Regions from separate parts of the Homo sapiens genome. Here region 2 is linked to region 1. A link is an interaction called in ENCODE POLR2A ChIA-PET data of the cell type or tissue named here. Cell type or tissue: GM12878. All regions are shown on one strand.

Region 1 (5,000 bases):
TTGGACAGGATACAGAGGTTAAAAATCAGACTTCTAAAAAAGTTCTCCACCATAATCTTCTACAAAGTGCTTAAATATATGAAACAAAATCTGTAGAATTTACTTTAGGTATATTCCAAAATAATCACCTCCTGATGGATTTGGAATGGCAGCATAGAACATTTAAATTCAGCTTTAAATTTTCTTGCATAACTAAGAGGTTACCTCTATATTTTAATTAAATTTTTCACTTCAGTCCATTAATTTAAAATTTCAATAGAACAATCTAAAGGAACACATCAATTGCTTAGACCTTTGGGATCACTGAGCAGCAGAGTGGCTCAGGAAGGCATTCACCAGACTATTTCTGTACATGCCAGATTCCCTTCAAGACAGGTCTTCATAGCTACAAGGGTCATCGCTGCTGCTAAGAATGTCTTCAGTGGCTTTCTCCTGAGGCCTCATCCTATATCCTAGGAAAAAAATCTGCATATCAGGTGTTATCACTTATAGAAGCACTGACTATATCATTCATGTGACTGGATCATGTACTAAGATGATTGTTATTTAGGGTGCAGCAAAAATTAAATGCATCTTCTGCATTTAAGATTAAAAGAAAGCTTAAATACAAAACAGCACTGAAAGAAATGAAAAAAGATCCAAATAAACAGAAACACATCTCTTGTTCATAGACTAGAAATTTAATCATTAAGAAGGTAATACTCCCCAAACTGATCTATAGATTCAATGCAATCCCCCACAAAATCCCAGCTATCTTTTCTGCAGAAATCAAAAAGCTGATCCTGAAATTCACATGGGAATGCAAGGGGCCCAGAACAGCTAAAACAATCTTGGGAAAAAAAAAAAAAAAAAAAGAATAGAATTGGAAGACTCACACGTTCTAATTTTAAAACACACTGCAAAGCAACAGTAATCAAGACAATGTGGTACTGGCATGAAGATATACATACAGATCAACAGAACAGAACTGCAAGTCCAGAAATAAACCTTTACATTTATGGTCAACTCATCTTCAACAAGGTACTAAGACTATCCAATGGGGAAAGAAGAGTAATTTCACAAAATGTTGCTGGGATAACTCAATATCCACATACAAAAGAATAAATTTGGACTCACCTCTCACACCATATACAAAAGTTAATTCCAAATAGATAAGAACCTAACTATATGGGCAAAAAATACAAGATTCTTAGAATAAAAAGTAGGAGTAAATCTTTGTGACCCTGGATTAAACAATGATTTCTTAGACATGATTACAAAAGTACAAGCAACCAAAGGAAAAAAAAGATACACTTAATTAATTAAAAATGTTTGTTCTTCAAAAAACACCAACAAGAAACTGAAAAGACAAGCCATGGGAGAAAAATATTTGCAAATTATTTATGCGATAAGAAACTGGTGCCCAGAACATATTTTTTAAAATTCTTGCAACTTAACAATAAAAAGGGCAAGTAACCCAATTTAAAAATGAGCAAAAGGCCAGGTCAGTAGCTCAAGCCTATAATCTCAACACTGTGGGAGGCCAAAATGGGAAGACTGCTTGAGCCCAGGAGTTCAAGACCAGCCTTGGCAACATAGTGAGAACTCATTTGTATGAAAATTTTTTTAAAAATTAACTGAGCATAGTGTTGCATGCCTGTGTTCCCAGCTACTCAGCAGGCTGAGGGGGAAAAATTGCTTGAGCACAGGAGGTCGACACTGCAGTGAGCTGGGATGGTGCCACTGTCTCAAAAAGTGAAAATAAAAAATAAAAACAGGGCAAAGGGTTTGAAGAGGCATTTTTTCAAAAGACGATATGCAAATGGTCAACAGCTCAAAAAAAATGCTCAATATCATTAGCCATCAGGGAAATGCAAACTAAAAATCACAAGACACCAGTTCACACCCACTAGGATGGCTACCATTTAAGAAAAAAAAAAAAAGGCAAAAAAAAACCCAGAAAATAACAAGTATGGCAAGAATAGGGAGAAACTGAAAGTGCCATACATTGCTGGTGGGAACGTAAAGTGATTCAACTGCTTTGAAAAATGATTTGGCAGTTCCTCAAAATGACAAACATAAGAGTTACCATATGACACAGCAATTCCACTTCTAGGTATACACCGAAGAGAATTAAAAAGATAATCCACATAAAATCTAATGTTCACAGCACCATTATTCCTAATAGGCAAAAGTAGAAACTATTCAAGTGGCCATCACCTTATGAACAGATAAACAAAATGCAGTATATGTCCATAAAGTAAAATATGATTTGGCTAGAAAAAGGAATAAAATACTGATATATGAAATAACATGGATGCTATAACTTGGACATATCATGCTACACAAAGGTCACATATTGTATAATTTCATTTATATGAAATGTTCAGAATAGACAAGCCCAGAGACACAGAAAGTAGATTCATGGTTGCCAGGATCTAGGGGAAGAGGGAATAGGAAATGAATGCTAATAGGTATAGAGTTTCTTTGTGGAGGTGATAAAAATGTTCTGAAATTAGTGGTGATGTTGGACAACTTTGTAAATACACTAAAAACCAATGAATTACACACTTTAAAATGATAAATTTTGTTATGTGAATGATATCTCAATAAAGGTGCTATAAAAAGAACTTAAAAACAAATCCTACCACAAAAAGTACTTGATATACCTCATCAAAGAAAAATGAGGCTCATCTTTTAAAACTGGCTAAAATTTCATAATTCATAATCTAGTAACTCCTATGTTTTACATTTTTAAAAATTCAAATCAATTAGATGTCAAAAAAAGCTTAACTCACCCTCTCTTCACTTTTGTGAAATCAAATGCAACTTGTCTGTATGAAACTGCTTTCTCATTTAAATATCTACTATACCGCCTAATAAATGTAGACATGTCATATCCTGTAAAAAAACAAAAACAAAAACAAAACAAAGAGAGAGACAAGTTTTTATAAATGACTAAAAATCCCAATATGCCTAGAAAAACAACTCATTGCATCCAATGGCTATAAAATGTCTTGATATCCCAATTCAATTTAGTATGTAAATTAAGTAACTAATTAATAACATTACCATTAAATTCTCTTAAGGCTTCATATTTAAATCAGATAAGTCCTATGTAGTTTTAAAAAAAAAACCTCTTCCCTTAGAACTTCACTATTCTCTCAATATTCCTATTCTTTATTCATCAGGAATTAGAAAAACGTTCTTTTACACAACTTGATAATCTCACAACTCAAATTTAACATCCTATGGAACCACAATCCCATTCCTCAAATCAAGCAACTTTATATAATTTTTATACTCCTAAAATCTTTAGCTGTATTTAGAACCATAACTTGTATGTGCCAACCTTATAAAAAGTATAAAAAATTACTGTGTAATATAAGAAATGGCAACATGCAAGTTCAGGGTGTAACAAAAACAATTATATGAATGTTTTCAATGAAACTTTCTAAATGAATACATAAATCATTCTAAGATTTTGTTTCATCATGACCTTGACTTGAAAACTTTAGCAACATAAAATCTAATCAATATTATTTTCTAAAAACACCAAAAACTTTGTGTTTTAGTTATTACCTGGCTCAAGGAAGTCTATAAATTTTTGCTCCTCATTGAAAAGTGAACCCATTTTATCTCATATTCATCTAACAAATTTAATTACTTGGTCTTTGCTACCTTTAAAAGACAATACCAAAACCAACCAAAATGTAAACTAACTGGATTTCAACATCACCAGTTCATTTATTTAGCAAAATATTTATTGAGTGCCTATTAAGTACCAGTGGAGAAAAATCAGTGAACAAAATAGAAAAAAAAATACTGCTCCCATATGACTTCATACCTACTACTGTACACGTCAGGTGTTACATGCTCACATTCCTCAGCTCTTCGGTTCATATGGTTCTATCTACTATACCCCATCCTAAGACGGTAAACACCTCTCATCCTTCAAGGCTCAACCTCTCGTCTACATAAAAAGAGTGAAATTATTAACACCTTACCACTAGAATTGCTTAATTTCCATCTTAAGAAAATGATAAATCAGTCGCTAATAAGACACAAAAAACCTACTTGGATATATGCATAAACTCTGCCTAGAGCACTGCTCTGCATCTTGTTTTCCATAGACTTTTAAAGTTAAAATGAACTGAATGAGGGAGGAAGTGAAAATTAAAGGATGAGTAGGCAGTTTCTTCCATGCCCCTGAAAATAGAGACACTCCATTTTTATCTATAATATATATCTGGCTTCTGTTTAAGATTTCAAAAAGAGGCCAGGTGTGGTGGCTCATGCCTGTAATCCCAGCACTTTGGGAGGCTTAGGAGGATCGCTTTAGACCAAGAGTTCAAGACCAACCTGGTCAACAGAGCAAGAGCCCATCTCTACAAAATATTTAAGAATAAAAATATTAGCCAGGCGTGGTGGTGCACATCTGTAATCCCAGCTGCTCAGGAGGCTGAAGGGAGGACCGCTTGAGCCAGGAGTTAGAGGCTGCAGTGAGCTACGATCATACCACTGCACCCAGCCTAGGTGACAGAGCAAGCCCCGGTCTCTCTTACTCCAGCCTCAGCAACAGAACCAGATCCTGTCTCAAAGAAAAAAAAAATTTTTTTTTCAAGAGAGGGGGTCTACTGTTTTAATTTTTTTTCCTTAAGTTAGAGCGCCGTAACTCTTGTTAAAATATAATGCATTTTGTAACAATGGGTCCTACATATAGATTACTGGTCTTCTAGAATGTCTGGAAGATAGGGTATTAAATTCTTTTTAAGCAATACCTGCACTTACCAAAGGGAAACAAGTATTGGACTGAACACCTCCAAACTCAAATACAGCCAGTCACATTAAAAAAAAAAAAAAATTCCCCTGATCTTTTTTTTTTTTTACACCTCCAGAAGAACCACAGTTCAGGCCCTGATTAACTCTACACTAGATAACCAGAACAACTGAAACAGTCTCAGCATCTTCAAGATTTGGTTTACTCTGATCTAACTTGACTAAGCTATGATGCTTTCCTG
Region 2 (5,000 bases), 100 kb before region 1:
CGCTTTGTATTTCTACACTGAAGTATTCAGAAGCATGACAGTGGGTTCAAGGTAGTCTCTGAGGTTCCTTTTCACACACAAAAAATTCACTGATTAATCTGTGATTCCAGTATGAAATAGTTCCATTAGAAATGTTTCTAAGAAAAACTTAGAAGTTTGCATAGCATTGTCTACACATCTTTCCCTCTGAGGATGCTCAATGTGATAGACAGCCAGTCTATAATGCAAGCCAATTCTCCGTAGTTTAACCCTGTGTATTAGTCTGTTCTCATGCTGCTAATAAAGACATAATTGAAACTGGGTAATTTATAAAGGAGGTTTAATTTATTTACAGTTCAACATGGCTGGGGAGGCCTCACAATCATGTCAGAAGGCAAATGAGGAGCAAAGTCACATCATACATGGTGGCAGGAAAGAGAGGGCTTGTGTAGGGGAATTCCCATTTATAAAACTATCAGATCTTGTGAGACTTATTTACTACTTCAAGAACAGTATGGGAAAAACCTGCCTCCATGATTCAATTACCTCCTACCAGGTCCCTCCCACAACACATGGGGATTATGGGAACTATAATTCAAGATGAGATTTGGGTGGGGACATAGCCAAACCATATCACCCTGTTTATAATGAATATAAAAAATGAATGTTGGAAATAAACTTGAGAGTGTTAATTTGTTGTATAAAAATATTCCACTGATAGGGAGCACTCCCTCCCTCCAGCTGTATCTAGTCTAAACTACCACATTCCTATCCAAAGCAAATACCACTTCTCTCAGGGCTACCACAAGCCAAGGACACTGTGAGTACCTGGATGTGACATCAGCATTCCATTTGGATCCTTGAGACCAGATAATACCACCATATGTCATATTTCTGTAATCTTTAGTGATATAAGGATTAATTTAATCATCAGTGGGGGATGTTATTGGCATTTAAAGTAAGGACAATTGTGCAGCACTGTCTTGAGCCCACAGGATGTTAGCACTCCTGCTCCCTCAATCTCAAATGCTGCTACATTAACACTCTTCATTGTAGAAGTTGAAAACACTCGTCATCTTTCCCAACACCCCTTACATTGTAGTACCATCACCAATTGAACATCTTTGAGTTTCTCAATTTTTGGAGACAAGGACTCACTCTGTCACCCAGGCTAGAGTGCAGTGGCACTATCATAGCTCACAGCATCCTGAAACTCCTGGGCTCAAGCAATCCTCCTGCCTCAACCTCCCGAGTAGCTGGGACTGCAGGTCTGTACTATCATGCCTCAACCTCCAACAGTGCTAGGATTACAGGCATGAGCCACCGACCGGCCTCTCCTGTACTTTAATCTCCATTGTGTTCGGTGCTTTCCTGGACCCTTCCCATTCTCTCCCAAAACTTCCAACAACAACCTCTAAAAAAACAATAAACAAGACAAATGCCACTGTTGAAGGTGTAAATGTCCAAGGGGTTCACCTTGCCTGCTGCCTATACAGAGCCAATTCCTCAAGACAGGGGAGCCGGGCATGGTGGCTCACCCCTGTAATCCCAGCATTTTGGGAGGCCGAGGCGGGTAGATCACAAGGTCAGCAGATCAAGACCATCCTGTCAAGACCATCCTGGCTAACACGGTGAAACCCCTTCTCTACTAAAATTACAAAAAAATTAGCCAGGTGTGGTGGCAGGCGCCTGTAGTCCCAGCTACTTGGGAGGCTGAGGCAGGAGAATGGAGTGAACCCGGGAGGCGGAGGTTGCAGTGAGCCGAGATCGCACCACTGCACTCCAGCCTGGGCAACACAGCAAGACTCCGCCTCAAAAAAAAAAAAAAAAAAAAAAAAAAGAGGGGAATTGCAACAGACAAAAGAGTAATTCACACAGAGCCAGCTGTGCGGGAGACCAGCGTTGTTTTATTACTCAAATCATTCTCCCTTAGCATTCGGGGAGCAGAGTTTTTAAGGACAACATGGTAGATGTGGGGAAGCCAGTGAGCCGGGACTGCTGATTGGTCAGAGATGAAATCATAGGGAGCCAAAGCTGTCCTCCTGACCAAATCAGTTCCTAGATGGGGGGGCCACAAGATCAGATGAGCCAGTTTATCAATCTAGGTAGTGCCAGCTGATTCATGATGTGCAGGGTCTGCAAAATATCTCAAGCACTGATCTTAGGAGCAGTTTAGAGACAGTCAGAATCTTGTAGCCTCCAGCTGCATGACTCCCAAACCATAATTTCTAATCTTGTGGCTAATGTTAGTCCTACAAATGCAATCTACTCCCTAGGCAAGAAGGAAGACTGCTTTGGGAAAGGGCTGTTATCATCTTTGTTTTAAACTGTATACTAAGTTTTTCCCAAAGTTAGTTGACCCTCCGCCCAAGAATGAAAAGGACAGTTTGGAGATTAGAAGCAAGATGGAGTCAATTAAATTAGATCTCTTTCGCCGTCTTGGTCATAATTTTGCAAAGGCAGTTTCAAAGGTGTCTTTTCTTTTTGAGACAGGGTCTCACTGTCATCTAGGCTGGAGTGCAGCAGCATGATCATGGCTCACTGCAGCCTTAGCCTGCCAGGCTCAAGGGATCCTCTCACCTCACCCTCCCAAATAGCTGAGATCACAGAAGCACACCACCATGCCCAGCTAATTTTTTATTTTTTGTAGAGATGGTGTGGGGCGGCGGGGGGGGGGGAGGTCTTACCATGTGACCTAGGCTGGTCTTAAACTCCTGAGCTCAAGTGGTCTTCTTGGCTCAACTTCTCAAAGTGCTAGGATTATAGATGTGAACCGCCATGCCCAGCCTGTTGAAGGTTTCTTTTACTCTCTGGTTTTGACTGGCACCTGGCTTTCCCCAGAAAGAGCTCACTTCCCCTGTGGCTCTCTCTCTAGTGGTTGGTATTGATTCTTCTCTGCCACCACCTTCTGTGGGGCTACATGCTTTCACTAATGCAATGCCTCTTCTAGACCACAATTCCACCAGTCTCATGTAAAAACATGCCTTTTGAAGCTCAGTATATATATCACCCTCTACTACTATTCTTTGCTATAAATTTCTAACCCTTCTCATCACTCTTCTCCATAATCTTTAATTTGGCACCTGGTTCACAGGCCTCTTTTCCACTCTACTCCATTCCCTAACAGATCCATCTATTGAGATACCTATTAGTCATTCATGAGTATAAAATTGTTGCATGTATGTGTGCTTCTGTTTGACCATCCCAGATCCACTCTCTACCCTTATCTCTGTGTCTCAAAGGGTGACCTTTATGGACTGCGTCAATGTCCTTTGCTTCTAACCTTCTACTGAGTTTGTTTAATAGGAGTTTCTAGCAGGAGATCAAAGAAAGTGAGAAGGGTGAGATTTCTTCCCCCAGCTCTTTCTCTAACAGGTCATGTAGATTAGCAGGGTTCCTCTATCAAAGGCCACTATTCCTGTTGGAAGGCTCACCTAACAAAGGTTGAGCATCCCTAATGTGAAAATCCAAAATCCAAAATGTTCCAAAATCTGAAACATTCTAAGCACTGACACAATGCTACAAGTGGAAAATTCCACACCTGACCTCATGTGATGGGTTGCAGTAAAAACTTTGTTTCATACACAAAAAAAAATTTTAAATAGTATATAAACTTACCTTCAGGTTATGTGTATATGGTGTATCTGAAATATAAATGAAGTTTGCGTTTGGACTTGGGTCTACCCCCAAGATATCTTATTACGTATATGCAAATATTCCAAAATCCTAAAAAATCTGAAATCTGAAACACTTCTGGTCCCAATCATCTCAGACGAGAAATACTGAATCAGTATAGCTACTCTCTAGGTCTGGTAAGTACTCCCTCCCTCTCCCCCTTTAGACCCAGGAGTGGAACAGTTCCCATCTGTTGATAGCCCCAGGGAGTGTTACCATTCCTGTTGGTTTTCCTTGATGCTGCCCACACCTTTGTATATATTGCCTTTGTTAAATTTTCTCCAGGTATCCTGTTTGAATGTGCCCTTTGTTTCCTGCTAGGAAAGGTAAAGGCTGGAGATTCAGATCTGGGAATCAACAGCCCAGGACTGAATTTAAAGCCATGAAAGCTTAAATGACATAACCTAGGGACTGAGTTTCAATAGAGAAAAGAGACATGGATGCACCTGGAATAATTCATTCTGTAGATGTGGGCCCTGAAACTAAAAGGTATCACTCTCAAGAGATTTCAGAGCAGAGGTGGACTGAATCTAAGTAAAACGGCAAACTAGCCCTGACCCAGTTCAACTCTATTTTTTTTCTTCGCTCTCCTCTCTTTCCTTTCCCTCTCCCTCCTCACTCACCACCTACACACGGCACCCACTCCTCACCAGAGCCTCTCGATTCCCCCAGCTCAATTCTTGATTCCTTTGAGGTGATTTTCTCCTCACCTAATATAACTAACAGAGGATAGATTCTTTTTTCTCTGGGGAACAAAGAATACCAACCCAGACACTATACTCCTTGTATTCACAATGTTGAGCATACAAAACTTTATACGTGTGTGTGTGTGTGCACGCGCGTGTACAGTGCAAAGAAGCAGGAAAATAAGACTAAGAATCAGGAGGAAAAGCAAACAATTAAAGCATGCCCACCAATGACCCAGATATTCAAGTCAGTAGGCTAGGACTTTAAGAATATTATTATATGGTGGCTGGCAATATGGCCGAATAGGAACAGCCCTGGTCTGCAGCTCCCAGTGAGATCAACACAGAAAGTGAGTGATTTCTGCATTTCCACCTGAGGTACCCAGCTCATCTCACTGGAACTGGTTAGACAGTGGGTGCAGCCCACGGAGGACGAGCTGAAGCAATGTAGGGCGTCGCCTCACTCGGGAAGCACAAGGGGTCAGGGAAGCCGTGAGGGACTGTGCCATGAGGAATGGTGCATTCTGGCACAGATACTATGCTTTTCTCACGGTCTTCACAACCTGCAGACCAGGAGATTCTCTCAGATGCCTACACCACCAGGGCCCTGGGTTTCAAGCACAAAACTGGATGGCCATTTGGGTAGACACCGAGCTAGCT

The links. Peaks named below come from ENCODE experiments on the same cell type or tissue, not always from the same donor. Only the 100,000 strongest peaks of a DNase experiment are listed, where the experiment ranks them.
Region 2: POLR2A ChIA-PET joins it to region 1 with 6 read pairs; 2 of 35 experiments call an interaction of 5 or more read pairs at or near these places.

What each region holds. Positions count from the first base shown.
Region 1 is chr11:86,019,590-86,024,589 of GRCh38, forward strand. It overlaps PICALM (phosphatidylinositol binding clathrin assembly protein), which reads right to left. Exons shown (of 20, transcript NM_007166.4): 4 at 2,778-2,880. Among named protein-coding and RNA genes, the nearest start is that of PICALM, 47 kb to the right of the region's middle. In GM12878, no CTCF peak of the experiment used is centred here; a DNase peak (open chromatin) is centred at 1,982.
Region 2 is chr11:85,919,709-85,924,708 of GRCh38, forward strand. It overlaps CCDC83 (coiled-coil domain containing 83), which reads left to right. Exons shown (of 11, transcript NM_001286159.2): 11 at 1-305. Among named protein-coding and RNA genes, the nearest start is that of CCDC83, 67 kb to the left of the region's middle. In GM12878, no CTCF peak of the experiment used is centred here; a DNase peak (open chromatin) is centred at 2,863.